Regions from separate parts of the Mus musculus genome. Here all the other regions are linked to region 1. Evidence: chromatin loops called from intact Hi-C (ENCODE). Cell type or tissue: heart. All regions are shown on one strand. Region 1 overlaps Itga3 (integrin alpha 3). Region 2 overlaps Gm11515 (a long non-coding RNA gene). Region 3 overlaps Gm11515 (a long non-coding RNA gene). Region 4 has its middle 13 kb from the start of Dlx3.

The links. A loop is a pair of places that touch in the nucleus more often than their neighbours do. Peaks named below come from ENCODE experiments on the same cell type or tissue, not always from the same donor. Only the 100,000 strongest peaks of a DNase experiment are listed, where the experiment ranks them.
Region 2: a loop joins it to region 1, with 2.6 times the contacts of the local background. A loop is called at or near these places in 6 of 42 quality-filtered maps.
Region 3: it touches region 1 in a loop (3-fold over the local background); 15 of 42 quality-filtered maps call a loop at or near these places.
Region 4: a loop joins it to region 1, with 9 times the contacts of the local background. A loop is called at or near these places in 27 of 42 quality-filtered maps.

What each region holds. Positions count from the first base shown.
Region 1 is chr11:95,043,595-95,051,594 of GRCm38, reverse strand. Itga3 (integrin alpha 3) reads left to right here. Exons shown (of 26, transcript NM_013565.3): 23 at 45-143; 24 at 4,549-4,674; 25 at 5,005-5,146; 26 at 5,832-7,120. The coding sequence ends at 5,115. Among named protein-coding and RNA genes, the nearest start is that of Pdk2, 6.2 kb to the right of the region's middle. In heart, a CTCF peak has its summit at 4,426 (motif pointing left); a DNase peak (open chromatin) is centred at 4,434; H3K27ac peaks cover 1,065 bases; H3K27me3 peaks cover 1,040 bases.
Region 2 is chr11:95,228,486-95,236,485 of GRCm38, reverse strand. All of the region lies in intron 1 of Gm11515 (a long non-coding RNA gene), which reads left to right. Among named protein-coding and RNA genes, the nearest start is that of Gm11515, 27 kb to the left of the region's middle. In heart, a CTCF peak has its summit at 4,342; a DNase peak (open chromatin) is centred at 4,335; H3K4me3 peaks cover 673 bases; H3K27ac peaks cover 354 bases; H3K27me3 peaks cover 2,957 bases.
Region 3 is chr11:95,247,774-95,255,773 of GRCm38, reverse strand. All of the region lies in intron 1 of Gm11515 (a long non-coding RNA gene), which reads left to right. Among named protein-coding and RNA genes, the nearest start is that of Gm11515, 8.2 kb to the left of the region's middle. In heart, a CTCF peak has its summit at 4,252 (motif pointing right); DNase peaks (open chromatin) are centred at 3,433, 4,273 and 5,393; H3K4me3 peaks cover 442 bases; H3K27ac peaks cover 1,696 bases; H3K27me3 peaks cover 1,429 bases.
Region 4 is chr11:95,102,784-95,110,783 of GRCm38, reverse strand. No RefSeq gene overlaps it. Among named protein-coding and RNA genes, the nearest start is that of Dlx3, 13 kb to the left of the region's middle. In heart, CTCF peaks have their summits at 3,736 (motif pointing right), 6,227 and 7,250 (motif pointing right); DNase peaks (open chromatin) are centred at 3,733, 4,123, 5,143, 6,363 and 1 weaker place; H3K4me3 peaks cover 1,253 bases; H3K27ac peaks cover 1,434 bases; H3K27me3 peaks cover 474 bases.

The DNA of each region.
Region 1 (8,000 bases):
AGAGACTTCAGCTGCTAGTTGTGACCCCTCTGTCTTCTTGGTAGGACTACAAAGACTTTGACAGAGTCAGGGTAGATGGCTGGGCTACCCTGTTCCTGAGAACCAGCATCCCTACCATCAACATGGAGAACAAGACCACATGGGTGAGTAGGTGTGCAGCAGCCTCAGGCCAGGCCACACCGCACAGAGCATCTCTAAGAGGACAATGATGCTGGTCCTGCTGCTGGAGGCCTGCCACCTTAGTTTCTTGGGAGACAGAATAAGAGAATCATTAAGTCACAGGGCTGCCTAGGTTATAGTGAATTCAAGGCCAACCCGGACAACTTACTGATATTCTGCCTCAAAACTAAAAGCGAGGGGCTGGGAAGATGGCTCAGCAGGCAAAGGCCTTTCTCAACACGCATGAAAACCTGAATTCCGATCTTCAGTACCCTAGCACCCAGTTAAAAGCTGGGTGTGTTGGCCCATGTGTGTAACTTCAGCTGTAGGTCAGTGAAGGCAGGGAGATGCTGGGGACTTGATGGCCAATTTAGACAAAATAGCTACTAGTTCATTGAGAGATATCACATCTTTTAAAAAGGTAGAGAATGAATGATAGAAGAAAGACATCCAACATTGACCTCTGGCTTCCAAAAGGGCACACAGGGGACCTACACATAGATGTACACACACACACACACACACACACACAAAATAAACAACAAACAAACAATTTTAAAGGTAGGGGAGAGGACATGGTAGCACATACTTTAATCCCAGCACTTGGGAAACTGAGGCAGGTGGATCTCTGTGAATTAAAGGCTGGCCTGGTCTCCATAGTGAGTCCCAGGACAACCAGGACTACATAGAAAGATCCTGTCTCAACACCCCCCCCCCCAAATAAAATAAAATAAGTAAATAAATAAAAATTAAGAAGGGCTGGCCGTGCTGGAGTGCTGTGTTCTGGAAGCTGGTACAGAAGCATTGATTCAAGTTGGAGGTTGGCCCGGGCAACTTAGTGAGCTCAAGGATAGCCTGGGCTACATAGCAAGGCTGTCTCACAAAACCAAGCCAATCAATAAATCATGAACAAGAACAATGCGCGTATGTACGGCTGAAAGAGCGTAAAGCACCTGGGGATAAACATACGACAAAAAATTAAAGTTATGGATAGGGAATATTCTCTCATCGTCAGATTTTTTGAAATTATCCCAGTCCAAGTGAGATTCAGGAAATTCTGAGATGGGGGGGGGGAGGTCGGGGATGTTCTAAGTTGGAAGAAGAAATATGACAGATTCCTAATGATTTGTTGTGAAATGGATATAAGTGAAAACACATAGGAGATACACAAAGCAGGGTTTATGGAAGGCTGGTGAAGGACTCAGGGATGCATTTCCTAAAGTAAGTGAATGGGACAAAGAAGGGTGGGGAAAGGGCTGGACACTGGAAATGTAGTCATGTTACAGACCTCCTCCTCTTCCCCCGTCCTCTTCCTCCTGCTTTCCCTCATCCTCCCTTCCCTCCTCCTCTTCTTCTCCCTCCTCCTCTCCCTTGTCGTCGTTGTCCTCCTCCTCCTCCTCCTCCTCCTTCTTCTTCTTCTTCTTCTTGTTCTTCTTGTTCTTGTTCTTCTTGTTCTTGTTCTTCTTGTTCTTCTTCTTGTTCTTCTTGTTCTTCTTCTTGTTCTTCTTGTTCTTGTTCTTCTTGTTCTTGTTCTTGTTGTTCTTGTTGTTGTTGTTGTTGTTGTTGTTGTTGTTCTTCTTCTTCTTCTTCTTCTTCTTCTTCTTCTTCTTCTTCCTCCTCCTCCTCCTCCTCCTCCTCCGTGACAGGGCCTCACAATGTATCCCTGGATGGCTTAGAACTTAATTTGTAGACCAGGCTGGCCTCAAACTCACAGAGATCTGCCTGCCTCTGCCTCCCAAGTGGTGGTATTAAAGTTGTGTGTTACTGTTGCGGGAAATATTTAAAAATGAACCTGTCAACTCTCTGAGAAGCCAAGTCTCTGGCCATGCTGGACCACAGGGCTCCCGCAGGGTCATCTCTCTGGTGCCCACCCCGGACCCCCCCCACCAAGTTCCTTTTGCTACTACGCACCCCATGGTCAGCCATCACATCACAATACACAATACCCCAGTAGAATCAAGATTCTTAATTAACCAATCAGATTTATGTATCAATAATATCACAATTTACAAGATGCTAATACATTAATTTTAGAGCCTGTAATGCTTCCTCCAGGTGATCAGACAACCTCTCCTTACCTCCAGGGGAGTCTGCACTAATATACACATATCCCCACACAGCACACACATGCATATACACAATTTAATATTAAATTCTAACATTTAAAATGTAAAACCTGTTGGGCATGGTGGCACACACCTTTAGCCCCAGTGCTATGGAGGCAGAGGCAGGTGAATCTCTGTGACTTTGAGGCCAGCCTGGTCTACAAAGCAAAGTCCAGGCCAGCTAGGGTGGTTACACAAAGAAACCCTGTCTAAAAAACCCTTTAGCTGGGCATACTGGTGTATACCTTTAAATTTCAGCACTCTGGATGCTGAGGCAGGAGGATCATTGTGAGTTCCAGGCCAACCAAGGCTACACAATATTGAGACCCTGTCTCAAAAACAAACAAACAAATTAAACAAAAAACCTTAAAAGTCAAAGAAATAAAAACAACAAAGAAGAGCTGTCTGCCCATCTGATTGGAAAATACTAAAAAGAGACATGCCATCCGGCGATGCTCAGTGGCAGGAAACACTGCTGACGGGAGTCTAAATTGGTGGCTCCTTTGTGGAGGTGAATTTGTCAATAGTCATTAAAATTTAAAGCACGCATTCCCTTTGATCTGGCACATGCTCATATATTTCAAGAGCTAACAGGACAAGTATACAAAGATAAATAAAAATGTGAGGGTATTTTAGAGCATTGTTAATAAGAGAAGGGAATTGGAAAGGCTCTAAATGTCTGTCAGTAGGAGATTGGCTCAATAAAATGTGGTCCATTTCTACAATGACTGCGTGTGCGGTCCTCAGAAGAGATCAGATTGGCCTTTATCAATTGAGGCAGAAAGATGATGTTATTCATAAAAAACTTGGGGAAGATGAAGCTGGCAGAAGTGTGCATGTAGTGTGATTCCATCAGTGTGGACCAGGTGTATTAAAAATATGGAGATGGCTTGGGAGGGGACACAGATGCATGCCTATAATCTCAACATGTGGGAGGCTGAGAGAGGATTAAAAGTTTGAGGCCAGCCTGGGCTAACATAACAAGACCCTCTCCCCAAAATAGAAAAGTTCAGTACAGAGATTTACTCTGCACTTCTGTCATTCATTCATTCATTCATTCATCCATTCACTCACTCACTCACTCACTCACTCATTCATTCATTCATGGGACAGGCTCACTCTGTGTAGCTCAGGCTGTCCTGGAACTCCCTAAGTAGACCAGGCTGGCCTCTAACTCATGGAGATCCACCTGCCCCTGCCTCCCAATGCTAGGATCAAAGGCCACGCCAGCTTGTTTGTTTGTTCTTTGGAGATAGGGGCCGCCTGTCATGCAGGCTGGCCTTGAACTTCTGATCCTCTTTCCTCCTGCTGGGATCATCAGCGTACACTAACCACTGTTCATTGTGGAAACAGTCTTTTCCAGAGCACAGAATTACTGGAGACCCTTAATTTTCTCCGTTACCTTTTTTTTTTTTTTGAATCAAAATAATGTTAAAAGAAGTGAAAAATCAAGCATAGTCATGTAGAGAACTTTGACTCCAAACACTGGAATTGCAAACGTTCCAAACCGGGAACTTTTTGAGCCACAAATAAAACAAAATCCCAAACTTGAAACACTTAAGATCCAAAGCATCAGAAGGCTATTTAACCTATACACACACATGCATACGGGAACATAATGACCACACACATGCCACCACAGAGGGGAAAAACCATGCCAATTGCTATGCGTTGTTTGTGTTTATAATAACTATGAAGAGCTCGCCATGTAACAGGTGCCACTCGGAGCAGTCCCCCCATGCTAACCACCATTTAATCCTGTCCAATTGCCCTTGAGGTAGGAAATTAGCATTCCCAGATTACAGACAATAACAGAGAGGTTGAGTAACTCGTTCAAGGCCACTCAGCCAGTGTGAATAGCAACGCTGGGCATGAGCTCAAGTAGCCCAACTTCCCAACGCATGCTTTTGGCCATGGCTATACTGTAAAATAACTGCAAATAGTCTCTACAGAGCACATGAAAGAACTAGAGAGAGATGAAATTACTATACTAGCCCACAGTCACACAACTTATCAGGAACAGAGTTGGCACGCAAGTCTAAATGTGTGTGTGTGTCACAAACTCAGACATCAGGCTGCCTACCAGATCTAAACCTGCCCCTGTGGCCAAATCTTTGTCTAAGACCTGCTGGTGTCCATGAGTACTGCGGGGGCTTTTTAACTCTTTGACTGCCCCCTAGTGGCTGTAGGTCAAATGACAGGAACATGGGCTGGGCAGAGACTGAGAAAATGGCCAAATGTGGGGTCTCAGCAGGCTAACCCAGCACTTGTCTCTCCTCTGCAGTTCTCTGTGGACATTGACTCAGAGCTGGTGGAGGAGCTGCCGGCTGAGATTGAGCTGTGGTTGGTGCTTGTGGCCGTGGGTGCTGGGTTGCTGCTGCTGGGGCTCATCATCCTCCTCTTGTGGAAGGTAGAACCTCCCAGCCTACTGGGGCTTCCCACTTCAGACCCGCCAGTGCCAGCACTGCTCACCCAACCTCCCTCCATCCCGTGGCTCTGCATCCCATTCCTCATCTCCATCCCAGATACTCCCTGCCCCTCCCCATAGCTTCCAGTCCCACCCATGCCCCAGGGAGCTGCAGGCTGCAAAGGGGAATAGGGGCTCTGGTATCTGGCTATCCAGGAAGCTGGGCTCAGGACTTAGCTTTCCAGGTTCCTCAGTTCTAAGCCCCAGCTCCCCAAGTGCTGATGGCCAGGTCTACCAGCAACCCTGATGGCCACCCCCACCTCCTCCCTCCAGTGCGGCTTCTTCAAGCGAGCCCGCACTCGTGCCCTGTATGAAGCTAAGAGGCAGAAGGCTGAGATGAAGAGCCAGCCGTCAGAGACAGAAAGGCTGACCGACGACTACTGAGGGGTCAGCCCCCCTGCCCCGGCCCACCCGGGTAACATGGCCTATGAATCTCCTCTCCAAATCCCCAGCTGCCTGGGGCCTCTGATTCTGTCCTGTCTGCTCCTCTTGCCTTGGGGTCTGCTTGGATCTCAACTTGTCTACCACCCCAAAGTGCAGGCCATTCTGGTTTTCCCCCGTGCCCCCACATCCACCTGGCTCTCAGGAGCTTAAAATCCCAAGAGTATGCTGGGAAATCCTCCCAATGAGCGTGCTGCTTTCTGGAGGACTGGAAAAGAGAAATAGTCAAGGCTAGACCCTGTCTCTGTCTGATCACCAGGCATGGCCACAGTTACTCTAAGTCCTCTCTCCTCCCACAAGCAAGGAGGGGGCCAAGGGAGGCCAATCTCTTTTGTCTTGAGTCCCACCATCTCCCTAGGATAACTGTCTTACCCACTTCTAGTACTGGCCATTGAGACCACCGCATCTTCCTGGTCCACAATCTCTGCAGCCGCTTAGTCTCCACTGCCTCTGCTCTCCTCTGTGTCTTCCTCAGCCCTTCCTTCCTCTGGGCCTGGGGTGGGGATGTTCATCTGCCCATTTCATACTGAAGTTGGGATGTTGGAGTTATGGCCTGCTGTAAGGACCATAGGGGTGGGGGCGGTGGAGGTGGGGGGTGCAGACCTTCTCCTGCTTGAATTCTGGATACTGACACAATTTCTCTTCTGCCTAAACCCCAGTGTGACTTCTTTAAGCCGACCCGCTACTACCGGATTATGCCCAAGTACCATGCAGTGCGTATCCGGGAGGAGGACCGCTACCCACCTCCAGGGAGCACGCTACCCACCAAGAAGCACTGGGTCACCAGCTGGCAGATTCGGGACCGATACTACTGATGCCCTCCCCGACAAACCTTCCGGCGCTCCCTTCCTTCCTATTTATCATAAATTATGACTCCGACAGTCCAAAGGGGGCCACGCCCTTGGCTGGCACCAGCAGGCTCAGGCATCTATCCCTCTTCAGTGCAGGCATGTTTTCTGGGGCCCTGGAATCTCCTTCAAGACCTTGCAATGCTGAGCCCAGCACAGCCCTTGCACAGTGGACACACACACAGGGCCTACTGCTAATGGCCTGCTCTGATATATCATGGAGGGTGCCGTATCCAAGTCTCTGTCTGTGCCAAAACCAAGCCAAAGCGCCTCTACTGGGAGACAGGAGGAAAAGGTCCCTGATGTGGGGACACGGCTCCTCCACACTGAATCCCCCTTGAGCCATTGTCAATGGATGGAGTTTACTGTCCAGAATAAAACTACTGATGCGGAGGAGACAGTCAGGCTCAGCTGCAATTCCTGCCAGGCACTGGAGCGCAGGGCTACACTAAAGGCTACCCAGGGGATGTTCTTACGACCTGCGTGCTCAGACGCAAGAGCAATGAACTAGAAAGCAGGTCGCCGGAATGGGCTTTATGGGTGCATCTCTAAAATCGTGGCTACAGAGAGAGCTGGCAAGAAACGCAGCCCGAAGGAACAAAGAGAGACCGTGGGCAGCCTGGACGCACACACTGTGCTGGGACTGACCTGGAGCATGGCGGCATCCTTCAGAGAGCAGGGTCCTGGCGCAGCAGACATTGGTAGGATGAAGAGGAGAGACTTCTGATCCATCCTGACCACCTCAGCCTGGGCAAGGCCTGGAGATCCCCACGAGACCACGTGGGGTGTGATACTTGAATGTAGCATGGCAGGGGAGGGCCCAGCCCCTGCCCCAGTTGGCCAGACTTAACTCTGCTCCCTTGACCACAGAGATGAGATTCTGAGCTGCCTGTGGCTTTCTTCCCCTCCCCCAGGGGCTGCATCCCCATTCTAGCAGTGGAGGCTGATTTCCCAGGTCCTCTCCCCATCCCGGTCCACAGGCAGGCCCACTCCCCAGCTCTGTCCCCTCCACCCCACGGTACTATAACAACTTCCCCGATCCTGTGCCTTCTTTGTATATGGGCTTCTCACTAAAATAAATAAACTGTTCCCAGTTTGTACTGCTGTGTCTGCTCCTACCTGCCCCCGCCCCAACGCCCCTCGTCCTGACCAATCTCCGTTCAGTCTGGAGGGGTAATACCCTTCCCTAGCTGGTCCCTTGGCGATGGACCTAGCACCCCACAGCAAGCCACACATGAGAGATTTTGATTCAAGCACAGAGTTCACGGAAATCCAGTTTTAGGGAGAGCGCCATACATGGGGGAGTGCTTTCTTTACCTGTCAGAGTTGTGGCCTGTTCCTGCTGGGTTCATTCTAACATCAAACGCTCCTGGCCTGGATTTGGGGAGGGAGGGAGGGAGGGAGGGAGGGACGGAGGGAGGGAGGGAGGGAAGGAGGGAGGGAGGGGAGTTGAGAACAGACCTGACGCACCCCCAGCTGATCTCAAATTATGTGGATCAGGATGGTCTTGAACTCATCCTCTCCCGTGATAGGGTATCAGGTTTCTTGAACTCATCCTCTCCCGTGCTAGGTCCATCATCAGGTTTGACCCAAGCTGACTTTAGGAAGGGAGAGAGGGGGCAGGGGGAGGAAGAGAGGTCCCATCCAATTGGCCTGGCCCTTGAAAGTACACCCTCTGTGCTACCCGCCACCTCTAATTGTTAGGCTGGTCGATGTCTAGCGATCCTCCCTCACAGACCTGAAGCCTCTCTGCCAACCTCACTTCCTTTCTTCTGTCTGTCTGCTCTACTACATGCCAGGCTGTGTGTTCAGCACTGCAAATAAAGCAACGACTAGGTCAGACACAACCCGTGTCCTCCTTAAACTAAAGTCCAGTGGGGAAGACCCACGAATCAGCAGTTAGCCCACTTTGTGAGAAGCTCTCATGTCATCCTAAGATCAGGAGAGGCACGTAGGGAGCCCAGCCCAGCCCAGGAGCTC
Region 2 (8,000 bases), 180 kb before region 1:
CTTGCGTCTTCTTGCTTGCTGATGCCTGGGTATGGCTGAGGATGTAGCCAGAGACATTCAGCTTGAGAGAGTCCTCTGGGGACTGGCAGCATGGGCGAGCATGAGAGGGCTTAGGGGGATGGGCTGGTGAGGGCCAGCCTGGAAGGAGCAGAGATGTAAGATGTAGAAGCCAAGGGGTTTGGTAACCCAGGCAGGCCTTGTATCTGAGGCGATCCTCCTGCCTCAGCGTTCTGAGCGATGGGCATGCAGGAGTGTGTCTCTGCACCCCCCAACCCCCGCGTGTTTTCCCTCTGATAGTTGTTTCAGCCCAGTGCCTGGGCACAGAGGCTCTGAGTAACTCTCTCTCCACAAGCTGAGCTTAAGGCATATGGTCTGTGGTTTCTGCCAGTGTGCAGCTCCTAGAGACGGGACAGCGAGGAGTCTAATGGAGGCAGTGGGTGGAGACATCAGAGGACGTAGAGGGGGGACTCCAGTTAGCGCTCGGAGGATTCTACCGATGTACCTTGCCCTTTCGAGTGCCAGCACAGACTGGATCAGGGCAAGGGAGTTGCACTTCCTAGGGGCTTGGGAAATGTTTCTTTTTCCTTTAAGTGGATCGTCACTAACAATTATCCAGTGAAAGAGGCCCATGAAAAGTTCTAGGGATATCCCTTACACACTGTGCCTCCCACGAGCCACTAGCAGAAACACCCATCACCGGTTTTTTTTGCACCTTAGACTCTTTTGGTGCCAACAGATTTGATGTCAGTCCAAGCTGAAGGCTAAGCTTTGCCACTTATGAGGGGTGTGACTTGGGCCCATCCCCGAATCCCTGTGCCTCTGTTTCCTCACCTGTGAAATGGGGCTAATAGCACTTGCCTCATAGCGTTATTTGGAAAGTAGCCAGAAGGGTGCCTGGGCATAGAAACTGCTTTGTAGATGTTTGTGACATATGATAAAGAAATAAACACTTCAGAGCAATAATGTCTGTGATATCATGGTTTGGCATACACACGCCAATGCAGAGAGCTAAGGGTGAGGACATAACTCAGTTGATAGAGCATTTGCTAGCCTGCACCCAGACCTGGGTTCCTTTCCTTGAACCACACAAACGGGCTGTGGTGGAATATACCTGAGACTCCAGCAGCCAGGATGTGGAAGGAAGAGGATCAGAAGTTCAAAGTCACCCTCATCTATTGAGGAAGATAGAGGGTAGCCTAGGCAACCTGACTGAAAAAAAAAAAAAGTTTTTTGTTTTTTTTAATATAAAGAGAACTATCAACAAGGTTATACCCAAAGATACCTTCCACACTGTGCACCTCCAGCAACTGGCCCAGATGAACCTCCTGCAGTCTATCTTCCTGCTTCAGTCTCCTGGGTGCTGGAGGTACAAGCATGCACCACCATACCAGGCGTATGTTTCTAGGTCCCCTGGAGCCAGGATTTTCTGTAAGCTTCTGCTGAGGTCAGCATCGCTGCTGCTAGAATCACTGACCCATACAAAGCATCTGTGCGGGTGGCATCTTCAGTCTGCCCCAGGAGCCGCTGCTCTAGTGACCCTGACACGGTGGCCATTCCCACAAAAGCTCTGTGAGCTGAACCCAGACAAGAGGAGAGTCTGGAAATGGAGACCAGGATTGGGAGATTCCAGCCTATGCACCCTGCCTGCCATTCATCCCGTGGTTTGATCGGTTCAGGACCCCCATTTGCAGGCAGCGTAGCCAAGAGAGCTGAGAAACCCCCATAGGAGTGAGGTTTCCCCATAGAGCTCCCAGGAAGGATGCTGTCAGTAAAAGAGAAGTTGCCAGAGAGCCTGTACGATTCTCATTACACAGTACTGAGTGTCCAGCACCCCTAAGCTCTGCACAGAGGCAGGGATTCACAAGGAGGCACAACTGCAGCAGGACAGAGACACCAGAGACTTCCTACCAGACCCACAGCTGAGGGGGACGTCCTAGGGGTAGCTAGTGACAGAGTTTTCTGGCATTGTGGGTTTAAGACAGGATGGCAGGGTTGGAAAGGGGACAGCTGGACTGTTGTCCTCTGCTGGAAGCCTGGTGTCTACATCCCAAGAGAGTACGTGTGTGTGTGTGTGTGTGTGTGTGTGTGTGTGTGTGTGTGTGTGTGAGCCTCTATTGCCATGATCCAGTGTTTATGGGAGGAGGGAGAGAAGAAGAGGTCTCCATCCCAGTAGTTCTTCCTGGGACAGAGCTATCTTCCCCCACCCCACCCACCCCCACCTCTTGGGTTCCTGAGGTCTTGGAGCACCTCCCTCCACCCTGTAGAGTCATTGCCTCAAGGCTGAGGTATGGATCCCAAGGCTCTGCCACCATTTCAGCTCAGACTGTCCTCCTCGGCCTTCCTCCTACATGCAACCCAAGGGTCCCTTGGAAGACTTGCTGAACAGTACTGTTCTAACCACACCAGCAAGCCAGCAGTGGAGAAGGGCTGGGTGGTGAGGATTTCTTGGGGCCAGGGACCTGAGCAAGCCTGGCTCCCATCAGATAGGCAGCCTGGGCATGTCCCCGTTGACAGCTGTTGTGAGGGACAACCCTGGATGATGACTGAGTTCCAGACCAGGATACACATGGGACATCTGTTTTCCCATCCTGGCTGAGAAGGGCCCTGTGGCACCCAGTGTCCCATCAAGCTATCTGTGAAAGCTCTGGACTGTCCCTCATACCTCTACCAAAGGCACAGGTTGTGGCAGCCTCTCTCATTCCATGAAGAACTCCAGCTACTCTGTTGGAGAAAGGATTTGGGTCAGACAGCAGGAGGAATTTCCCAGGTCACAGCAGTTCATGACCCCTATTAAATGCTCGGATCCCAGCGTGGAATGCTTTCAGTACCCTCCTTCCTGCAGGCTTTGTAGGGTCAGACTGCTGGGTGGCGTGTGACAGTGTGTTCAGGGAATGAGACAGGACATAATTCTCAGGTCACAGATGATTTTGGGAAGAGCCAGGCAGTGATGGCACACACTTTTAATCCCAGCACTTGGGAGGCAGAGGCAGGCAGATCTCTGAGTTCAAGGCCAGCCTGGTCTACAAAGTGAGTTCCAGGACAGCCAGGGATACACAGAGAAATCCTGTCTCAAAAAAACAAAACAAACCAGAGATGCTGGGGTAAGGTATCCATAGTGGTACATTCCCAGCAGTCTTGAGGTAGAGGCAGGAAGATCAAGACTTCCAGGGTATCCTTGGCTACATAGCAAGGATAAGGCTACCTCGAACTACATCCGATGCTGTCTCAAACAGGGAAACAGAGGTTGAGCAGGGAAGGGCTTCACAGGGAAGCCTTCCATGGTGATGGGAGAGGGGCTTAGTCAGGCTCGAGTAGACTATATCAGTAGCTTCAACAGACACCTGAAGGTCACCCAGTTAGCCCTTAGGGGTCATATAGGAGGTCAACCCAGGTATGCTCTTGCCTCAGATTCAGTGTTCCACTACTTCACTAGAAGGCATCCCCTGGAGTTAGAACCCCTAGGCTTGAATCTCAGCACCTCCCCTCTCCTATCTTGGGCAACTGAGCTTGATTTCCTCATCTATAAGACAAGAATGATGTCTTCCTAAGGATGGACCTCCTGTTAGGCCCTCACAGCGCTTGGCTCAGAAATGCTGTTCGGTGGGCACCAGTTGTAGTCGATCACAATCCCCTAAGAAGTTCTTTCAGCTGTCTGCCCTCTATCTCACCTATGATCAGATGTCATCTTTTAGTTTACACTGGGAAGCAGGACGAGTAGATATGTTAGTCCCTTCCAGCTCAAAGCTGGCTCTGCATTCCCCCTTGCTCCCTCCCTGACACCCACCCACCCACCAGGCCTGCACGGTGAGATAATGTCTAAGAGATACTCCGAGTGACTTGGAGGAAGAGGCCAGACAGTGAGTGACCAGAGGTGATTATCTGGGGTGACTAAGGCGGGTGGTTTCCCTCCCCCCAGCCTGAGCAGAGGGAGAGACATATGAGGCAGTCTGCAGTGGGGTTGCTCCTTAGAGAGGGTTCGACCTGGGGAAGTGACCTCGGGGTGGAGGTGAGACTGGACACTCTGTTCCAGGTAGATTTTTCACAGAAAGCAAACACAAGAAGACACAATGCATCCTGTATGAAGGAGATTGGAGGCAGGGGCCTGGGCCAAATAGACTCTCCAGCCTTTGCTTTCTATTTTTTGGATGGCGCTCTGAACTTCATCCCTGTCCTTTATAGCCTGGGATTAGCTCAATTCTGGGATCTCGGGGCAGGCTGCCTTGTCCTAGCTGGCCCTGGCCATCTTTACCTGAAGATGCGGGTGAGGGCTAGGCTCCGCCCTCCAGGCCCCGCCCCCTGGCCGCCCCGCCCCCTGGCAGTCCGCATGCAGTTTCCGCTCTGGCCTCTGGGTGCCGCTCGATGGCTGCGGTTGGTCCATCGCCCCCCTCAGCTGATCCTCACCTTCTTTCGACCTTTTTCCAGTCCTCCCGCGCTGCCACCCCGCAGCGGCTGCTTGCATTTAGGGAAAGAGAAACGGCCACCCCTACGAAGTATTTTCACAAACATCTCATTTGATCCTTTTGTTGTTAGTGAGCTGACTCTCCGAGGCATGGAGAGGCCAAGTGGCCTCCCTCAGATCTACAGAAGAGGGAGAGGATCTTAGGAATTGAGTCAGCTGGGGGCGGGTGGCAGGAAGGGGGTCTCAGATGCCTGCTCTGGTTGTATGGGGTCCCAAGGAGAAGGAAAAGAGGCCATGCAGCCTTGGGCAAGGCCCTGCTCCGCTCTTTCCCAAAAATAGATCTCCCTTCCGAGGGCGGTCTAAGGAAATCCCATTTAGAAAACAAATCCTAAAAAGAAACTGCGCATATCCAGGCAGTTAAGGGCAGGTTGGGTGAAGGACCCTATTTGTTTGCAACCCATAGTCCCAGATGCAGGGTTCCTGTTCTTCTGTCCCTGGGGAGGTCCCGCACAGACCCTTTCCTGAGGCAGTGATGAAAGAAGGGGAGAAGGAGGCTTAAAGCCTGGCAGCCATAGACCGAAGTGGTTGGGAGGCAGCTCTACACACCCGGCGGGCACGCGCGGGCACACACACACACACACACACACACACACCTGTCCATGAGACAAGAAGAATGTCCCAGAAGTCATTGCTTCCTTCCTGTTGCTTTAAGAGTCAGGCAAGGTCTTCCCTGACCTGCCTCAGCTCCTCCCATCTACCCCTAAATTATATACATGTATATTTTAACAAAATATTTTGGGACATAGGGTGTATCTCAGTGGTAGGCCTTGAGTTCAGCTCCCCAGGGCCTGAGGAGAAGACGGAGATGATTTCATTCAAGAAGTTATGGGCTGAGCCTGGTGGCTCAGGCCTGCAATCCCAGTTACTCAGGGGCTGGGGTGGGACACTCATGAATCCAAGACCTGTTTGGGCTTCAGAGTGAGTGCCAGGACAGTCAGGGCAAGGTAGGGAGACAGATTCAGCCTCAACAATTTTATTTTATTTTATTTTTGGTTTTTTGAGGCACGGTTTCTCTGTATAGCTCTGGCTGTCCTGGAACTCACTGTGTAGACCAGGCTGGCTTCGAACTCAGAAATCTGCTTGCCTCTGCCTCCCGAGTGCTGGGATTAAAGGTGTGCGCCATCACGCCCAGCTTATTTTATTTTTTTAATGATTTATTTATTTTATGTATGTGAGTACACTGTAGCTGTACGGATGGTCATGAGCCTTCATGTGATTGTTGGGAATTGAATTTTAGGACCTCTGCTCACTCCGGTCAACCCTGCTTGCTCAGTCCCTGTTCACTCTGGTCCACATAAGTACACTGTAACTATCTTCTGACACACCAGAAGAAGGCATTAGATCTCATTACAGGTGACTGTGAGCCACCATGTGGTTTCTGGGATTTGAACTCAGGACTTTCAGAAGAGCAGTCAGTGCTCTTATCCACTGAGCCATCTCGCCAGCCCAGCTTCAACAATTTTAAATGGGGCTGGAGAGATGGTTCAGTGGTTGGAGCACTGGCTGCTTTCCCAGTTAATGTCTGCTCAGTTCCAGCAGCCACATGGAGGCTCACACCTTCTATAATGCCAGTCTCAGGGGACTCAACGCAGCCCCAGGAAAGGGTCTGCGAAGAATCCCCAGGGACAGGAAGAGAGCAGGGACCCTGAATCTGGGACTATGGGCAGCAAACAACAGGGTCATTTACTCAACCTGCCCTCCACGGACACTGCCCTTATGCTCACATGGCGCACAGAGATGCATGTGGACAAAACACCCATACACAGAAAGCTTGGTTTTGTTTGGTTTTGGTTTTTCGAGACAGGGTTTCTCTGTGTAGCCCTGGCTGTCCTGGAACTCACTTTGTAAACCAGGCTGTCCTGCAACTCACAGAGATCTGCCTGCCTCTGCCTCCCAAGTGCTGGGATTAAAGATTTCAGCCAACACCACCCAGTTTAGATAAAATGTTTTTTTAATCAGTATTTATTTAAAGGGCTGGAAAGATGGCTCAGTGGTTAAAAGCACTTACTGAGGGCTGGAGAGATGGCTCAGCTAAGAACACTGGCTGGCCTTCCAGAGGTTCTGAGTTCAATTCCCAGCAACCATATGGTCCCAACCAACCATCTATAATGGGATCTAATGCAGGTGTGTATGCAGAAAGAGAGAGAGAGAGAGAGTGTGTGTGTGTGTGTGTGTGTGTGTGTGTGTGTGTGTGACAAACCTATTCATCTTAGCAGATAGCTCCTAAGTCCTGAGCTGGGTCTGTACGCACAAAGCCAGTTCTCACACGGGGCCACTGCGAGCCTGCTGTTGTGTGGCTGTACTCTGTCCACATTGGCCTCTCTCATCAGCAAGCATCCTGGACACTAATGTTCTACCCTCGTAGGTACCACTGGGACACAGAGTCCCCTGGAGTCTCACACCGCCATGTTGCATGCTCTGCCTCGCTGGCATGGTGTAGCCGGGCCAGCGGGTGTACATCTGATCCCTTGCTTCCTCCCACAGAGTCCCCTGGAGTCTCACACCGCCATGTTGCATGCTCTGCCTCGCTGGCATGGTATAGCCCGGCCAGCGGGTGTACATCTGATCCCTTGCTTCCTCCCACAGAGTCCCCTGGAGTCTCACACCGCCATGTTGCATGCTCTGCCTCGCTGGCATGGTGTAGCCGGGCCAGCGGGTGTACATCTGATCCCTTGCTTCCTCCCGATGAGGCACTCTGTCTTCTCTCCAACCCTAGGACGGGAAGGTTAGAAAGTTCTTTCTCTGGTCCGACCCAAACCCAGATCCCCCAGATCTGGGTCCCCACCTTTGAATGACAGCTGGCTGTGCCCTGAGGGAGATCCTTTACTGCTACGCCTTGGTATTGTATGTGCTTGGATTAAGTGATCATTCCTCTCCTTGGAGGACAATTCTTGCAGAAAGGGGAGAATGTTCTGGAAAGAACCCAGGAAACTCGGGATAATCAACACGGGGCTTCTTTTCTGAAAGCTAGGGGTGGTGGAACCAGGGCCACTTCCTGCCTCCCAGGTCCCAGCGTTTGAGAAAGACAAGGCCTCTGAGCTCGGGCAGGACATTTTGAAGCACTTCTCAGAGTCATCCAAAGCTTACTCTCAGGTATTAGGGGACAGTGGCTTCTGCAAATGTCTGAGGGGGAGGGGCAGGCAGAACTTGGGAAAAAAAAAAAAACCCAGCTGTCCCTTCTTCCTTAGTGGCCTTTGTCACCAGCTGGCTCCACCACCTGCCCAGCATGAGGTTTGAAAACTGTGGATATCACTTGTATGTGCCTGTCTCTACACTCAGCAGGTAGCTCAGAATTAAAGGTCATCGGGGGTCAGCATTAACCCTTTGGGGTTTACCCAGCCCAGTAGGGCTGTGGCTGCTCAGCTAGTACCCATAACGGGGTACATTCCCATAAATACCCAACTGTTTCCTCCAGGATGCTGCAGTTTTGCTCCTGGTCTTTGCCCCCAGAACACTGTCCCCATCCTGAAGCAAAGCCACACTGGAAGCATGCTGCATTGTGTGGTGTTCCTGGGGCAGTCAGGGGGCCTGTCGCACAGTC
Region 3 (8,000 bases), 200 kb before region 1:
GAGGAGGCACTGGGCTCAAGGAGCAAGGGTGGTGCTGGAGCTGTTAGAGAACACCAAGAACCCTCAAAATGTCTGGGGAGATGGCTCAGTGTGAGGACCTGAGCAAAAACCCAAGAACCCACATAAAAGCCACGTGGGATAGCATGAGTCTGTAGTCCCACCGTCCTAAGGGTAGACAGGAGACTTACGAGGGAGGTTTGAAGATGGATAGCCTGGCATGCCCCTGCCTCAAACGGGGTGAAAGGCAAGAGCTGATGCCTGAGGCTGACCTCTGACCTCTGTGAAGAACATGTGCATGGGGATCAGGGGACAACACCCAGAGAAATGTGAATGAACAGACTAGAGATGAAGAGTGTGGGGTACTACAACCCAGCGAAGTGGGTCGATTGGAGAACATCCAGCAATTAGGAGGGAAAAAAAAGACTAAGCATATAGTAGGCTGTCTATAAGGTGATCCCATCCGCTTAGTAACACGAAAAACATGTCCATTTATAAACGGATACATGCAGATGCCAGGACAGTGTCAAACACTTTGCAGAATTGGGGTTCAGTCTGGGAAGCAGTTGATGTATGGGAAGGGGAGCAGGAAAGAGACAGATCTGGGACCGGGGGAGACACAGGGTGCCTTCATTTCTCTCTGTAAAGGGTTGGTTTTTGTTCTTTAAATTTTTACATGCATTTGTTTGTTGTTTGTTTGTCTATGTGTTTTGTTTATGAGGTAGGGACATGCCCATGTGTGTGGTCAGGGGACAACCGAGGGAGTTCATTCTCTCCCTCCATCCCGTGAACCCCAGGGGTTGAACTCAGGTTGTTACAGTTGGCTACAGGCAGAGTCATTCCACCAGCCCAAGTTCTGGTGTTTTAACCTGGGGTGTGGCTCTGGTTTTGCACACTTCGGTGTGCCTTGTGCAATGAGTAAATTCTGGGAAAGAGACCGCAGTGGAAGTCTGAGAACCTTGGAGGAGTGTTTCAACTGCGGCTGGGGTCGAGTGCTGCTTGCCTGGCATGCCTGAGGCCATGGGTTCAATCCCCAGCACCGAGCAGGGGGGTGGGCGGGATGAGACTTAAGGGAGTGTCAGTTACCTCACTAACCAGCTGGAGAGGTAGTTAGCCCTGAGGCAGGGGGATGACCATGCTGAATTCTGCAGGAGTCAGTGAGTCTCCAGTGCCCAGGGGCTGGTGGGCAAGGATAGTGTTGAGACATGAAGATTTGAGGAGGCTAAAGTCAAGCCCTGTTGCCTGGGCATAGAGAGTGGGTGATGCCCGCTCTTGGCAGCAGTAAGGTAAAGGATGCGGTGCCAAGCTGGGCAGAGGGGCTGCCAGGGTAGAAGATCAGAGGAGCGGATGGGGGTGCCGGGGCACTGTCAGGGCTTGAAGCAGGAGGCTGACGGGGGTGGAGTGTGGGGGATCAGCAAAGCTCGGGGGAGGCCAAGAGGAAGTGGGCATTGCCAAGCCTGTGGTGGGAAGCAGTTGGTGCCAGCTCGGGGCTGAGGGGCAGAGGGTAGGGGTGAGTACCCTGAGCCTGGTCTCCCCTGGGTCTCCCTTAGCCGGCCAGTTTTGCTACTACCATATTGTATCCTGAAGTCTCAAGGACAGAAGACCTTTGTACAGAAAAGGACAACCATGCCCAGGGGTGGAGAGATTGTCCTAGGTCAGGCCACCCTGTGAGTCTGGTGACAAGACCTGGACCAGTGCTGCCTCGGTGTTTGGATCTGTGCAAACCCTATAGGTTGCATAGTGGGGTGAAGGGACCATGGGAGGGGCTCCTTTCTGATCTAGTGCCAAAACCCTGCTTGTGGAGGAACAAGGCCCAAATGTTTCCAAACAGCAGACATAAGGCCACAAACACAACCTAGCAAATGTTCTGGCCCAACAGAGGGGTGGACCTTGTGATTCTCGGTGTCAGGGAAGGTGGCAGGGATTCCCACAGAATCTGAAGCAAAGAGTTACATGCCTATAAACCCAACAGAGTTTATTTATGCCAGGCGGTGGTGGCACATGCCTGTAATCCCAGCACTTGGGAGGCAGAGGCAGGCAGATTTCTGAGCTCGAGGCCAGCCAGGCCAGCCTGGTCTACAGAGTGAGTTCCAGGACAGTCAGGACTGCACAGAGAAACCCTGTCTCGAAAAAAACAAAAACAACAACAAAACCAAAAAAGGTTATTTATTTGTTTGTTTTTGAGACAGGGTCTCCATATGTATAGTCCTGACTGTCCTGGAACTTTCTACACAGACCCAGCTGACCTCAAACTCACAGAAATCCACCTGCCTCTGCCTCCAAAGTTCTGGGATTGAAGACATGTGCTATTATGCCCACTTTAAGGAATTATTTTCAGAGATGAGTGTTAATCCAAGCACTCAGAAACATAAATTTGAGGCCAGGCCAGGCTGTATGTAACAATAACCAACAAAACAAGACAAACAAACAAACAAACAAACAAAAGCAGACAGTTGCTTGGGTGCTCAGTTGATGGAGAGTATTTTCCTAAGCAAATATCAAGCCCTTGCTTTGATTCCTTGTAGCACAAAAAACAGGCCTGGAGGTGCCCATCTGCAGCCCTAGCAGTCAGGAAGTAGAGGTGGAAAGTTCAAGGTCATCCTTGGCTACATAGTGAATTTGAGGCTAGCCTGGGGTACATGAAATCTTTTTTTTTTCAAAGTTTAAAAAAAATTAGAAAACAAAGACTACTTAAAGAAGACTCCTTTGTATTTTTATTTTATGTGTATTGATGTGTTACCTGCACGTGCGTATATTTTATATACCATGTGTGTATACTGCCCACTGAAACCAGAAGAGGGTGTCAGGACTTCTGGAACTGGAGTCATGGATGGTTGTAGGCTGCCATGTGGATGCTGGGAATTGAACTCGGGTCCTCTGGAAGAACAGCCTGTGCTCTTAACCACTGAGCCATCTCTCCAGCCCCAGAAGAGTGTCTTTTTTAATAGGAACCAAATACCCCATGATGCCAGGGCAGGCTTTGAAAGGCAAAACACATTGAGACAATGACTGTGGTAAGTGAGGTTGACCATATTACTCAGGCCGTCCCACGGGAGCCAGGACTTGGGTCTTCAAGATCCCTGTGGCCCCCTGCACCTGCCTTGGGACTGAGCTAAGGGCTTCTCTCAGGTTTTGTCCACTGTAGCCCCAGGAGCAGAAACTAGAGGTCAGTTGGGATGTGCCCCCTGGAAGACTTGGAGCTCCTCTTTGCTTTACAATATAATGGAATAAGATCCAGGGAAAAGTCACATCACCCTCAGATTCCATTCAGGTCAGAAGTATGTTTGCGGCCTGTAACTGCAGGCGTTTGGTGGCATTGCAGGATGGCGCTGGCTTAAGCTAGTTTTCCCCCAGGGGACTGAGAGCAGTCCTGTGAAGGACACTCAGGGGGACAAGCCTGGCTGGAGACAGATGGAGCAGTTTTGACTGCCCTGGTGTCCCCTGACCAGAGGAGGAGCCAGCAATGGCTTGAACCTTGTACCCTCTCCACCCACCCTCTCTTTGGCCCAGAGGTGCCTGACTGCTTTGAAAGGGCGGGGTGCACCGTGGCTGCTGGGGGCTGCAGGACAAGACCCATTTAGCCTCAGCAGTCATCTGACCCCCATGACTCAGGCCTGGCCCTGCCCATGGAAGGCACAGGGCCAGTCTGAGCTCATCTCCACTGCCCGGAGCAGAAGTGGTAAACAAGTTCACCTTCCACCTCCCACCCCAGTGAGGAAGCCGGGAACAGAATGAAACAAGCCCCCCCGCCCCAAGACACTGCACCACCCAGGTGCGTGCCATGGGTGCCCCTGGACTAGTCAGTGTGTGCTAGGCTCTTGTATTAGCGACCTTTGATGTCACATATCCATGGGGTGCCCACAGCAAACCTTTGAGGGCTGGAAGATGACCGGGGCTCCTGGAGAGACTAAGACTAGGCAGCCGAAGACACATGAAACCCAGTCTAGGACTGGTGGTCACCTTGAATACCTTGTTTTACCTGAATCAGCCCGCACTTGTATGCTCTGGGCCCTTTGTGGCCTCTAGGAGCCTTTCCACAGGAAAATATTCATGGTCTATTGCTCCAGCTTGCCTGGCCCACAGCGACGTGGTGGGAACTGTTGTTGTCTTCCACAGCATCTGCCTCTCGCTGGGGCTTCCAGCTCCTCTGCCTTTCCTCTCCTCCCTTTCCCCGCTCTTTCCTGCTTTTCTGGGCTTCTACTTTTCAGAGCTCTCCTTCTCCCTCAATCTAGGTGACCGTCATTGCCATTGGTGGCCACCAGATGGCACCAGCGCATCATGTGTTCTGTCACTGCGGCCGCACCAGCACCCGACCCCGGGAGGGCTCACCATTCTTAGCTTCTCACCCTGCCCCAGCCCCTTTGAAGCTTCTGACACCTGGTCAGGATATAGCTGAAGACATGAGCTCCCAGCTCCCGGGCCAAGGGCTCTGCTGACTCTCTTGAGACTCCTGTCAAGAAATCAAGAACACTCATTCCACAGAGCTCCAGCTCTGAGGGGTCTTTCTCACATATCTACTAAAGGAACACAACTCAGAGAAATGAAGGTGGGACAGTCAGTATCGGTTTTGTGGAAGGGACTCAAATCTAAGCCTTGTGGGTTCCAAAGCCCTGGGGATTTCTTTTTTTTTTTTTTTTTTTTTTTTTTTTGGTTTTTCGAGACAGGGTTTCTCTGTGTAGCCCTGGCTGTCCTGGAACTCACTTTGTAGACCAGGCTGGCCTCGAACTCAGAAATCCGCCTGCCTCTGCCTCCCGAGTGCTGGGATTAAAGGCGTGTGCCACCACGCCCGGCGTCCCTGGGGATTTCTGAGTGTAGGGTTCCCTGATCAGATCTCTCACATGCTGACTCTGCCATTGCCCCTTCCACGGGCACGTTGGCTTTCCTTCAAATCTGCCTCGAGATGGGCTGTGATCATGCTGTTCTGGATGCTGCAGAATTCAGGAACCTGGGTATCAGCTGGCACTTCTGCTGCTCTCAGCCCATCTCTGTAGCTGGAGCTGGCAACTGTTCTCTAGGAGTCCCTGATGGTGTGATGGGCAAGCTGGGGAAAGGTGTCTAGGCAGGCTTCCTGGAGGAGGCAGGCATCAGGACAGGACAGGTGAGGGCAGTGTGCTATGCAGCACTCTGTAAGGAGTGCTGTGTCCTTCAGATGTGTATGGGAAGCAGAGGAGGCCTGGCTGCCACAGCCCTGGAGTCAGGCTCAGTTCCCTCCTCACCCTGCCCCCAACCCCTCACTCTCTGTCCCACTGGGAGGCCCTGTGGACTGGGGAACAGAAGACAAGGCTGGAGTCCTACCCTGGGCCTGAACTGTACCCTGAACAGGCTGTGGCAGTACCCAGGAGGAGCCAGAGAGTAGCCACCATCCCCCATTCAGGGTCCCTCTGTAATTACAGCTATTTTTAGGCCCCTCTTCCTTCCTATTTCAGGCCTCTGGACTAGGCTTGAGAGTGGGCTGTCCTGGGGCAGCGGCCTGGAGCCGCTAAAGTAAGACGAGGCGTGGGAGATCCAGCCACAGCGCTGACCACAGGTGGGCGGAGTCCTGGTCCAGGGAGCTCAAGACGTGGCCAGAGCAGAGCTGGCGGAGGAGGCGTGTCTTGGCCCATGGACCCCTCACCGATCTGCACCATATTGGCCCATCCCTCTACTTTCAACACTGCTGGTCTAAACGGTTAACCCTGGCCTCAGTTTTCCAGTCTAATAAGATTGGGTACCCATTATCTTCGGGACTGTGGCCTTGGGTTGGCACAGAGTGGTCACAGTAACAATCACTAATTCATGTGTATGTATGTGTGTGTGTGTGTGTGTGTGTGTGTGTGTGCGTGCTGGTGTGCATATTGATGGACCCATGCAGAGCCCATAGGTCAACATCTTCCTCTATTGATCTCTACCTTCCAAAAACAAAACAAAATAAAACAAAATAAGAAAACAACAACAAACCAACCAACCAGAGTTTCACTGTGTAACCTCAGCTTGCCTGGAATTTATTATATAGACACCTACCTCTCTCTTGAGACTAGCATCAAAGATGAGCATGCCTGCTCCATGTAACCCTTTAAAAAATATTTTTAAGTTGGCTTTTACTGTGAGGTGTGTGTGTGTGTGTGTGTGTGTGATGTAGGTGTCTGAGTGCAGGTGCATGCATGTATGTGTGTGGGGGGCAGGTGTCTGATTGCAGGTGTGTGCACTTATGTGTGAACATCACGGGACAGCTTCCAGCGTCAGTTTTCCCCTCTCACACTGGGCCCATGGGGCCGATTGCAGGTCTTGCAAGGCTGACATGTTTATCTGCTGAGCTAGCTCCCCGGCCTCACCTTACTTTTCAGACAGAGTCTCTTACTGAACCTGGAACTCAGTGAGATTCAGACTGTCCCCCAAGATCCTACTGCCCCAGCCTCCCAGCCTGAGAATACCAGAGCATGCTGCCATACCCAGACTTTTGGGTAGGTGTTGGAGACCCAAACTCAGGTTCTCATGTTTATACAGCCAGCTTCTCCGTTCTGAGCCATCTCCCCAGTCCCTATGACCAGAGTTTATTGAGCACTTACTGTGTGCCAGATGCTGTCCCAGCCTTTGACCTATATTAATTCACTGTTGACAACATTCTGAGGTCAGGATTATTTTATTCCTATTTTACAGATAGGAAAACTGAGTCTCTCAAGTGTTTCATTGCCATGGGCTGGGCTTGGTCTCACATGATTTACTCTCTCATCCCTGTCTTTGATGGTGTTGGAGGAAGAAAGGTATCCATCCAGACATTAGTTTCTTCCTGGTCTACTTCCAGACTCAGTTCCTTGGGTCTGGGGCTATTAGGCATGGCATGGTCTGTCTGTCTGTCCAGTCATGGCCCAAGGCCTGTCCTGCAGGAGGAAGGGTGAGTCTTGCCCAGCTGGTTCCAGTTAGGCTCCAGAAAGCAGGCAAGGGGTATATTTAGCCCTGGTTTCTCAAGGAGCCAGAGATCTTTCATCCTTGGAGACGCCGGCCACAGTGGGACTGGCCTTGCCACAGCTGGGCCCCTGGGCTGCAGGGCGGGCAGGCTTCGGGGCAGGGAGGGAAGGGTCCAGTGTGAACTGGCCTCTCTCTGACACCAGGAGGTGATGACAAATGCCCATGTCAACTGGGGCAACTGAGCTTGACTCTGATGGTCCCAATCTGTCCCTAGAAGTTGAGGGCTCCTGAAGACACTGGAAGCAACATCAGCACCCGATACCTGTTCCTCCAGCTCAGATGCAGTCTGTCTTAGGTTTTCCCCATGGAGGGCTTATTCTGTATCTAGTCCTGACCAAAGCATCAAGGGCCCATCTTTCATCAGGAGAGGTAGGCAGACGATAGAGCTTGGGACCTAGAGAGAGGTAGCCTTCTTCTTCCTTTACTTATTTTTAAAGATTTTATTTGTGTGTGTGTGTGTGTGTGTGTGTGTGTGTGTGTGTGTGTGTATTTTATGAGTGCACTACCTGAGGAGACCAGAAGAGGGCATCAGAACCTACAGAGCTGGAGTTACCAAGGTTTGGGAGCTACTGAACCTGGGTGCTGGGAATCAAGCTCAGGTCTTCTGGAAGAGCAGGAAGTGCTCTTAACTGAGCCATCTTCCCAGGCCCTATTTATTAATTTTGAGAGTCTCATGTAGCCTAGGATGGTCTTCTGCCCCACTTCCTGTTTGCTAGGACCCTGGGCATGTGGCAATGTACCCCATTTATGCAGTGCTGGGGATCAAACCCGAGGCTCAGTCCATATTAAGCAAGCACTGTACTGACTGAGTTACACCCTGCCCCCTTTCCATTCTTTCCTACGAGACTCCCTGATGCGTTTGAAGTTCATATTTGCAACTGGTGGGAGGGTTGGGGGCAGGTAGATACAGACAACAGAAAGAGAGGCCATAATGTGCAGCCTATGCTGGCTCTGTGGGAGGTGCTGGTGTTTCCTGGGCACCCTCTCTGGGCCCCTGGGCATCGTGGTGCCGTGTTGCTATGGAGGACTATGTTGCTGGGTGTGTGGTGACCCCCAGG
Region 4 (8,000 bases), 59 kb before region 1:
ATCCCATTACAGATGGTTGTGAGCCACCATGGGGTTGCTGAGAATTGAACTCAGGACCTCTGGAAAAGCAGTCAGTGCTCTTAACTGCTGAGCCATCTCTCCAGCCCTATTGCTAACTTTTAATTTTCAAACATGTATTCATTTACTGGAGGTGAGAGCATACAGATGACCTGGTGCACGTGTGGAGGTCAGAGGACAGTTTTTAGGAGTAGAGTCTCTCCTTCCTTCATGTGGGTTTTAAGGATAAGATACACGTCATCAGGCTTGGGGACCATCACCGTCACTGTCACCTTTAAGCACTGAGCCATTTGATAGCTGTTTTTTGGGGTGTAAGGGGGAGTATCAGGGGGAGAATGTTCTGTGTAACCCTGGCTGTCCTGGAACACGCTCTATAGCCCAGGCTGGTTTCAAACTCAGAGATCTGCTTGCCTCTGTCTCTCGAGGGCTGGAACTAAAGGCGTGTGTGCTACTACACCCAGCTTCTGTTTTGTCATTTTTGCTCGGTATGACTGTGTCACGCAAGGCTAGCTCTCTAATTTTGGTCATGGGGGTTGGATTTTGGTCACCTCAGCCATTAAGAACACTGTCTGTTCTTGCAGAGGACCAGGGTTCTAGTCTATCACTTACACAGCAGTAACAACCATCCGGAAGTTACAGGGAATCTGCTGCTCTCTTCTAGCCTCCCACACACACGTGATGCACAGATCTTCAGGAAAGCAAAACACCAATACATATAAAATAAAATAAATAATCTTAAAAAAAAAAAAGTTGGTCACCAGAGGTTGGTGTTACCTTCTGCAAGCCAGGGTCACTTGGACACCTTGAGGAGTTGGGCTTCTTCAGGTCTAAGTTGCTGTTTGCCGTCCTTCTCAGATCCCTTCTCCCAGCTGGATTGCATTTCCATCTCCCAGAAGTCCTGGTGGAAGAGGCACTTCTCCCACATGGACCAGGGATTGAATCTCATTAGACACTGGTCACACACCTATCCCCAAACCAGTTAGTGTCTCCTAAGGGAGTGGCCTGTCTGGGTCCCGCATTCACTCACCATGTGAGATAACAGCCCTCCCCACTCTAGGGGAGTGGGGGCCCTTCCCAGAAAAGGGTCTAGATGGCGCACAGGCAGAAGCATCCAGGCTGGCCATTACCCCCTTGGCGGAGAGCCAAAGTGCTTTCCGTTAAATCGTTTTGGGCTAGATCCCCAGAGCCAAGCAAACACGTCTCCATTTGATCACTTCCCGGATTATTGAAATGACCTATTGATGTGTCTCTCGCTGGGCAGCAAGCTCTCAAGGACAGTCACAATTGCTTCCTACCCTGTCCTCTACATCTTGTACCCAGCCAAGACTATACAACAACTATAGGCTGCCCCTGGGATCTTAGGCCAGCCCTGCTCTGGGCTGGTCCTCCATAGAGTTCAGATCAGCCTGGGCTGTAGGAAAAACCCTGTCTCAAAAAAAACCACAATAAAAAAATCATCACCTTCTCTCCCTGGATTCCTGTAGCCCAGTCACCTGGACATGATTGTGGCTCTGTGGAGCTAAGCAGGGATACCTTACTTCCCTGTATGGAAGCACAGTGACTCATGGGAGTCCACGCCCCTTTCAGCCCATCTGACTAGTCACTTGCTAGGTTCCCTGGGTTTTCCCCACTCTAGGTTCAACCCTGATGGTCCCTGGATGATGCACAATATCTAACAGCAGCCTTTGTTCCCAAAAGGGTGGGTACATAGAGGGAGTTAGGCTCCATGGACGGCTAATTTTATGTGCAGCTGACTTCTGGGACATGTCAGCCTCTGCGGTCATGTTATCCAATTCCTTACAATAAACCTCCCAGGGCCCACACAAACTCTGTTTCCCCGGAGATGAGTAGAGGTGCCTCCCCAGAACATCTGGGAGGAGCAAGTAGAGAAAAGCCCCAGGATTTTACTTTTTAAAAAGATTTATTTATATATTTTATGTATATGAGTGCTCTATCTGCATGTACACCTGTGTGCCAGAAGAGGGCATTGGATCCCATTACAGATGGTTGTGAGCCACCATGTGGCTGCTGGGAATTGAACTCATGACCTCTGGAAGAGCAAGGAGTGCTCTTAATCACTGAGTGTTGGTGTCAGGATTGGCTCCGAACCCATTGACAATTCACCTAGGCGACAGCGACCTGCACACCTGTTGCCAAGGCAACCGCCACCATATTGCCAGAATCCACTTGGCTCACTTCCCACCTTTACCTGCGGCTACATCACTATCCAAATAAAAGGAAGACCCCTCCCGCTGATCTCTCTCTCTCTCTCTCTCTCTCTCTCTCTTTGGCCTGGTGTGGTCTGTCTGGAGCTGTGCTTCTAACACAACACTGAGCTATCTTTCCAGCCCCAGATTTTATCTTAAGATAGGAAGAGATACAACAAAAACAACAGCCAAGTTACCTGCCTAGTCCTGTGAGCTTGATAGGAAATCTCAGTAGTTGGAGCAGTGTGTGAGACAGCCTGGCAGCCTGGGCCCTGCCTGAGTTGAACACTGAGTCTATGGCACAAAGAAGCAGGTTTGTAGGATTGAGACAGTGTCCCCCAGAATGGGGCTGGCCTCTGTGGGACACCATGGAGGCTTCAGGGGCAGGGCACTTCAACCAGGATTGGGACAGGGACAAGGAGTCACATGGATACTTCTACCTGCTGCTGTCAAACAGGCTGTGCCCTTCCAAGGCCCCATCCTCCGAGGGCCTATGAGACTTGATTTGTCCCAGTCAAATTGGGGTTCTATACCTAGTGGGAATGCCAGAGTAAATATCAGTGAGTTCATCACATCTGGGCGTGTCCTTCCAACAATAGAAAACAAATACACAGTTGAGCATCCATGTGTCCTGCAACTGGCCCTGGAGGCTGAGATGCAGGATAAAGGGGGAAGAGAAGGTAGAGGGTGGAGAGAGATGCTGAGGGTGTTTATCCAGGACAGACAGACAAAGCCGCAGTGTGTCAGAGCCCCAATTTTACCAATGTAGAATGAAGCTCAGAGAGGGAGAGAGACCTGCCCAAAGGCACACAGTGATGCCTTCTGTCTTCAGAGCAGAGGCATGTCACCCAGTTGGAGCCTTGACTCTGGTGGTTCTCATCTCTGTCCCAGCCAATAGTGGCATGTGGCTCTGGGCTGGCTGGACCTGCCCTCTCAAGGGAGAGCAGCCGGGCAGTTTCTTCACTTGAGTTGAGAGACATCCACTGACTTTGTAGATTCAGATGTTGGAAAAAAGGCAGAGGGCAGCAGCCAGAGTTCATTATAGCTCTTCTGTTTCTCTGTGGGGAGGGCAGGAAGCCCCCTGCCTACCCTCTCTTTGTTTGGTGGGACAAGAGAGAGGAAAAAAGATCAAACTGGAGGTGGACTTTTCCAAGCATTAGAAGTCTCTTCCTTTTTTATTTTTTAAAAAGAATTATTTTATGTATAGGGGTACACTGTAGCTGTCCCCAGACACACCAGAAGAGGGCATTGGATCCCATTACAGATGGTTGCTGGGAATTGAATGAATAATCTCTGGAAGAGCAGTCAGTGCTCTTAACCGCTGAGCCATCTCTCCAGCCCTAGAAGTCTCTTTCTACGAAGAATTGTAAGTGGCTCGCGCCACACACTCATAAGCCTATGATCTCAAGATAAGAGGATTGTGAATTCAAGGCTAACCTGAGGAAGAGCCAATTCCAGATCCTACCTACACTGTGGGGGCAGGCGCTTATAGTGACTGCAGTTACCATGGTCACCACCAGGTGGCAGGCCCGCCCACTTCCAAAGGACTAGCGGCTGGGAATTAGGATAACTCGGTTGAGTGATGGGTTTGCTTATTCATCCTTCGGTCATTTATTCGATTATCATTCATTCATGGTTTCTATTCCCCAAGCACATTTTTGTGCCAGGAGGCACTGTTTTAGATGTGGCTAGGACAAGGTGGACGGATGTTCTAGGCACTTCACCCTCCCTCTCTGCTCAGCGGGCGGTACAGGCTGTCGCTGGTCAGGCCTACAATGGCGGCAGGTGTCTGTGGGCCAGGTCTTAAGCCACATGGCGGACTGCCTGGGTTTCTTCCCGCTGCAGCCACTTGGGATGGTGCTCCTATCCTTTCCCTCTGTAGCAGAGCCAGCAGGCAGTGGGCCCTGCGCAATGTTTGGATCGCTGCCCTGTATCAGGTCGCCCGCAGCGGGTCTCAGGTGTAGCCACACAATGGTCCCTGGGGCTGAGGTTTTCCCCATCTCTCTTCTTCCTCTAAACACGCTCAACCTCAAACCGCCAATCCCAGCCCCCTCTCCTGCTGCTTCCTTCTGCTCTCTTCAGCAGCTTTTCTCAGAAGTAGCCAGGGAGCTGAGGATGGGTACTAGAGACGCCTGGGCCTGGGATGCTTGGGAATCCATCTGTTTTCTTCGAATCTCCCTCGCTGCCCCTCCTCCGTCCCCCCACCCCACCCCCCATGTCACTAGTTTCCGGTGTGTTGGAAGCATCTTCTCTTTGGCTGTTGACAGGGTCCCCTCCTAAGGACATCCTCTAAAGACCAGGGAGTTTGGGGTTGTACACTGCCCAGGCCTTAGTTCCTCACACAGAGCCCTGCATGCATGGTCCAGATGAAGGTGGTCTACTGCACACAACTATGTGTAGAAGGAGATCATGGGGACCCACCCACCTGTGCCAAGCAGGGTGATGTGTAGGAGGCGGCACTGAGGAACTCACCCAGTACCTGGCACCCTTTGCCCAAGGAGTTGCCCTGATCTAACGTGGAGGTGCCTGCTTCCCACCTTAATAAGAACCACGGGGCTTCAAGGGTTTACACCCTAAGGATGCTGAGCCTACAGGGGACAGAGAGTATCTTGGAAACCATTCTTTGAACAGGTTTCTGATTCCAGAAGAGATCTGCCACTTCTGCCCCAGCTCACATCCTCCCTTATCCAGGGTCCCGGGTCTGGCGACTCACAGCACAGCTCAGCTGGGAGGCATCTAGCTGTGCCCACAGCTCTGGCATCTGGCCGCTGGCCCCACATCCGAGGCGCTCTACTGAGACCTCCCTAGCAGTCCTCTTCCCCATTAGTGTTGTGTTCCCTGCAAGTACATCTAAGAGGTGGGCAAGGCCTGGCGCGCCAAGCGCTCGGGTGCCAGGTGGAGTGGGAGTTCCGCTCTTTATCAGTTCATCACATTCCGCGCATTCCCTCCGGGCTGAGTCGGGGAGGTCAGCCGGAAGGAAGAATGCGGGCGGGGGGTGGGGGTGGGGGCGGCTTAAAGTCCTTGGTCTGGGTCTGTGGGTCTGCTTTAGCTGGGCTTCTGCGGGGCTATCTCTGTTCGCTCCTTCCCTGCACCCCTCAGAGGTCTTCTTCAACACTGTGCGCTGCTCCAAGGTCTCCTCTCGGTGGCTCTCTTTCTCTTCCTGCTCTGTTCCCCTCGGATTTTTTTTGTTTTGTTTTATGTTCTGTCCCCGCCCCCTGCCCTTCTCAGCTGCCTTCTCTCTTCCATCTCTGAATGCTGATGTGAGTCGAGAGACAGGTGAGTAGAATTTATTTCGTGCAGACTGCTTCTGCTCTGACCATTTTCTATGTGTCTTGGGTCTAGGACTTGCCTTCTATGGCCATGGTCCCTTCCACCCTTGGGAACACCGTGTTCTGGGTTTCCAGCCCTGGTTCCCCTAGCCCTTACCACCTCCTCCTCCTCCTCCTCCTCCTCCTCCTCCTCCTCCTCCCCCCCTTCCCTCTCCCCTCCCCCCTCCTTCTCTTTTCCTGACTCTCTCTATCCTGGAGCGATTTCTTTTCAGAGCTCCCTTCCCGTCTTTACAAGGCTAACGGTGAAGGCCAGCCTTCCTGCCTCCCACCTGTACCTAGGTCACTTACTCTCTGGCTAAGATGCCTGCCAGTCTTCTCAGAAGCACCTAGGTATTGGTTTGGTTAGTACTTCAACAGTGTTGTCCTAATGCTAAAATGGGGTATGATAGTCAAACATCAACCCATGAGCCACATCCCCAGTTATCCTCAACATATTACATCAGAAACATAGAGCGTTGTGTCCTCCACAATATCAGAATTTATTGAAAAAAAACAATACATTCCCAAGCCGCCTTGGTTCGGTTGGCAGAGATTTGCCAGTTGTTCTGATTTTTTCCTGTGGTTGTTAACAGTTTCTTTGATTCTAATCTCAACTCCTAATATTAGCTGTCAGAGTCCACACTAACACTTCTCGCAAGAACACACAGATGCACAGGTTACAGGCCGACTGACTGTCCTGCGGGAGGCAGAGCTGACCTGAAGTTCAAGGAAGTCTGTGGAGGACCAGATAAGGAGTCCTACTACAGGAAGGAAACCAGATAAGAAATTTTATGAACCAAAGGCCCAGAGCTACTCCGCCACACAGCTGTCAAGCTAAGTAAATAAATAAGTCCAGGTGACAGGCCATTTGAGGATCAGTTTGAAGCAGGATGAATGTCACGAGCAGGAGAAACAGCGGATGCACAGAGACAGGGGCAGGAGCCCTAGGATAGGATAATCTTCCTGGACAGAGTTTGTGACAAGTGACCAGCTGACTCGTCAGTGTACCTGACATGTTTTGGTCTTGGGTGCTCCTGCTTCCCAAGTGATTGGTAAGCTTTGAAGTTTGTGATGGTTTGACCCTAGGCGCAGATGTCACCATTTCTTAGCATAAGTAATTTACTGTGTCTCCTGGTGTGTTGGTGCCTGTTTATTTGTGTAAAGAGAGAGAGTCGTGGGACAGAGATGGTTCAGGCTGGAAGGCACTGGAACCTGATAGTGTTCACTCCAGCCCTGGGTTCTAATCAGTGGAAGGAGAGAACCAGTTCCCCAAAGTTGTTCTCTCACCTCTACATGTGTGGTATGGCAGGCATACACACACATGCACAGACACATGCATAAACATGTGAGTCAGAGGCAGGCAGATCTCTGTGAGTTTGAGGACAGCCTGGTAAACACAGAGAGTTTCAGACCAACCCAAGGTAATATTGTGAGTCCGTGTCAAAACAACAACAACAACAACAAAAAGAACAGAGAATCATTGTTTCTTTGCATTTCTACTCAAAATGAGGTAGCTCAGGCAAAAGGTTGTTGCTTTTAAAAATGGAGTCATGCTAGGCTAGGCACAACCCACAGGTTGACATTGGCCCAGCACAGAGTGACCTGGAACAGTGGCAGCTGTCCTTACTAGCCCTTAGCTCCTTGGTGCTTATTTTTGTTTGTTTGTTTGTTTTTAAAGGTTTATTTACTTATGCATACAGTGTTCTGTGTGCACGAATGCCTGCAGGCCAGAAGAGGGCACCAGATCCCATTACAGATGGTTGCCAGCCACCATGTGGTTGCTGGGAATTGAACTCAGGTCCTCTGGAAGACCATCTAGTGCTCTTAACCGCTGAGCCATCTCTCTAGCCCCATGGCTTTTGTTTTAGTTGAAGAAAGGGTCTCACTGTGTGGCCCAAGCTGGCCTTGAACTTGCAATCCTTCTGCCTTAGCCTCCTACCTACTGAGACCCTAGGTGTATAGCATGCTACCTGTCTTACAAATTTCTTAACTAGGACACCAAAAGTATTTAAGTATAAAGGCAAAATTTGAGAAATTATTATTCATTAAAATTGGGGTTAAGCAATCATTAGGGAGACAGAGGCAGGAGGATCACAAGTTTGAGACTACCCAGTTAGTCTGTGTTTCAAAGAGAAGGAAGAAGAGCCACTGTTAAGCAAGTGTCACAGGGGGGCTGGGGATGCAGAAAGGGCTGAGCAGGGGCTCACATGGCCAGGGTCCCTCTTCAGTCCTTAAAAAGAGGAGATGGCAGCTGGGCATGGTGGCACACACCTTTAATCCCAGCACTTGGGAGACAGAGACAGGTGGATTTCTGAGTTCGAGGCCAGCCTGGTCTACAAAGTGAGTTCCAGGACAGCCAGAGTGATACAGAGAAACCCTGTCTCGAAAAAAACCCACAAAAAAAAAAAAAAAAAAAAAAAGAGGAGAAGGGGGTGGGGGCCAGGGAAGTGAAAAGCAACATTGAGTA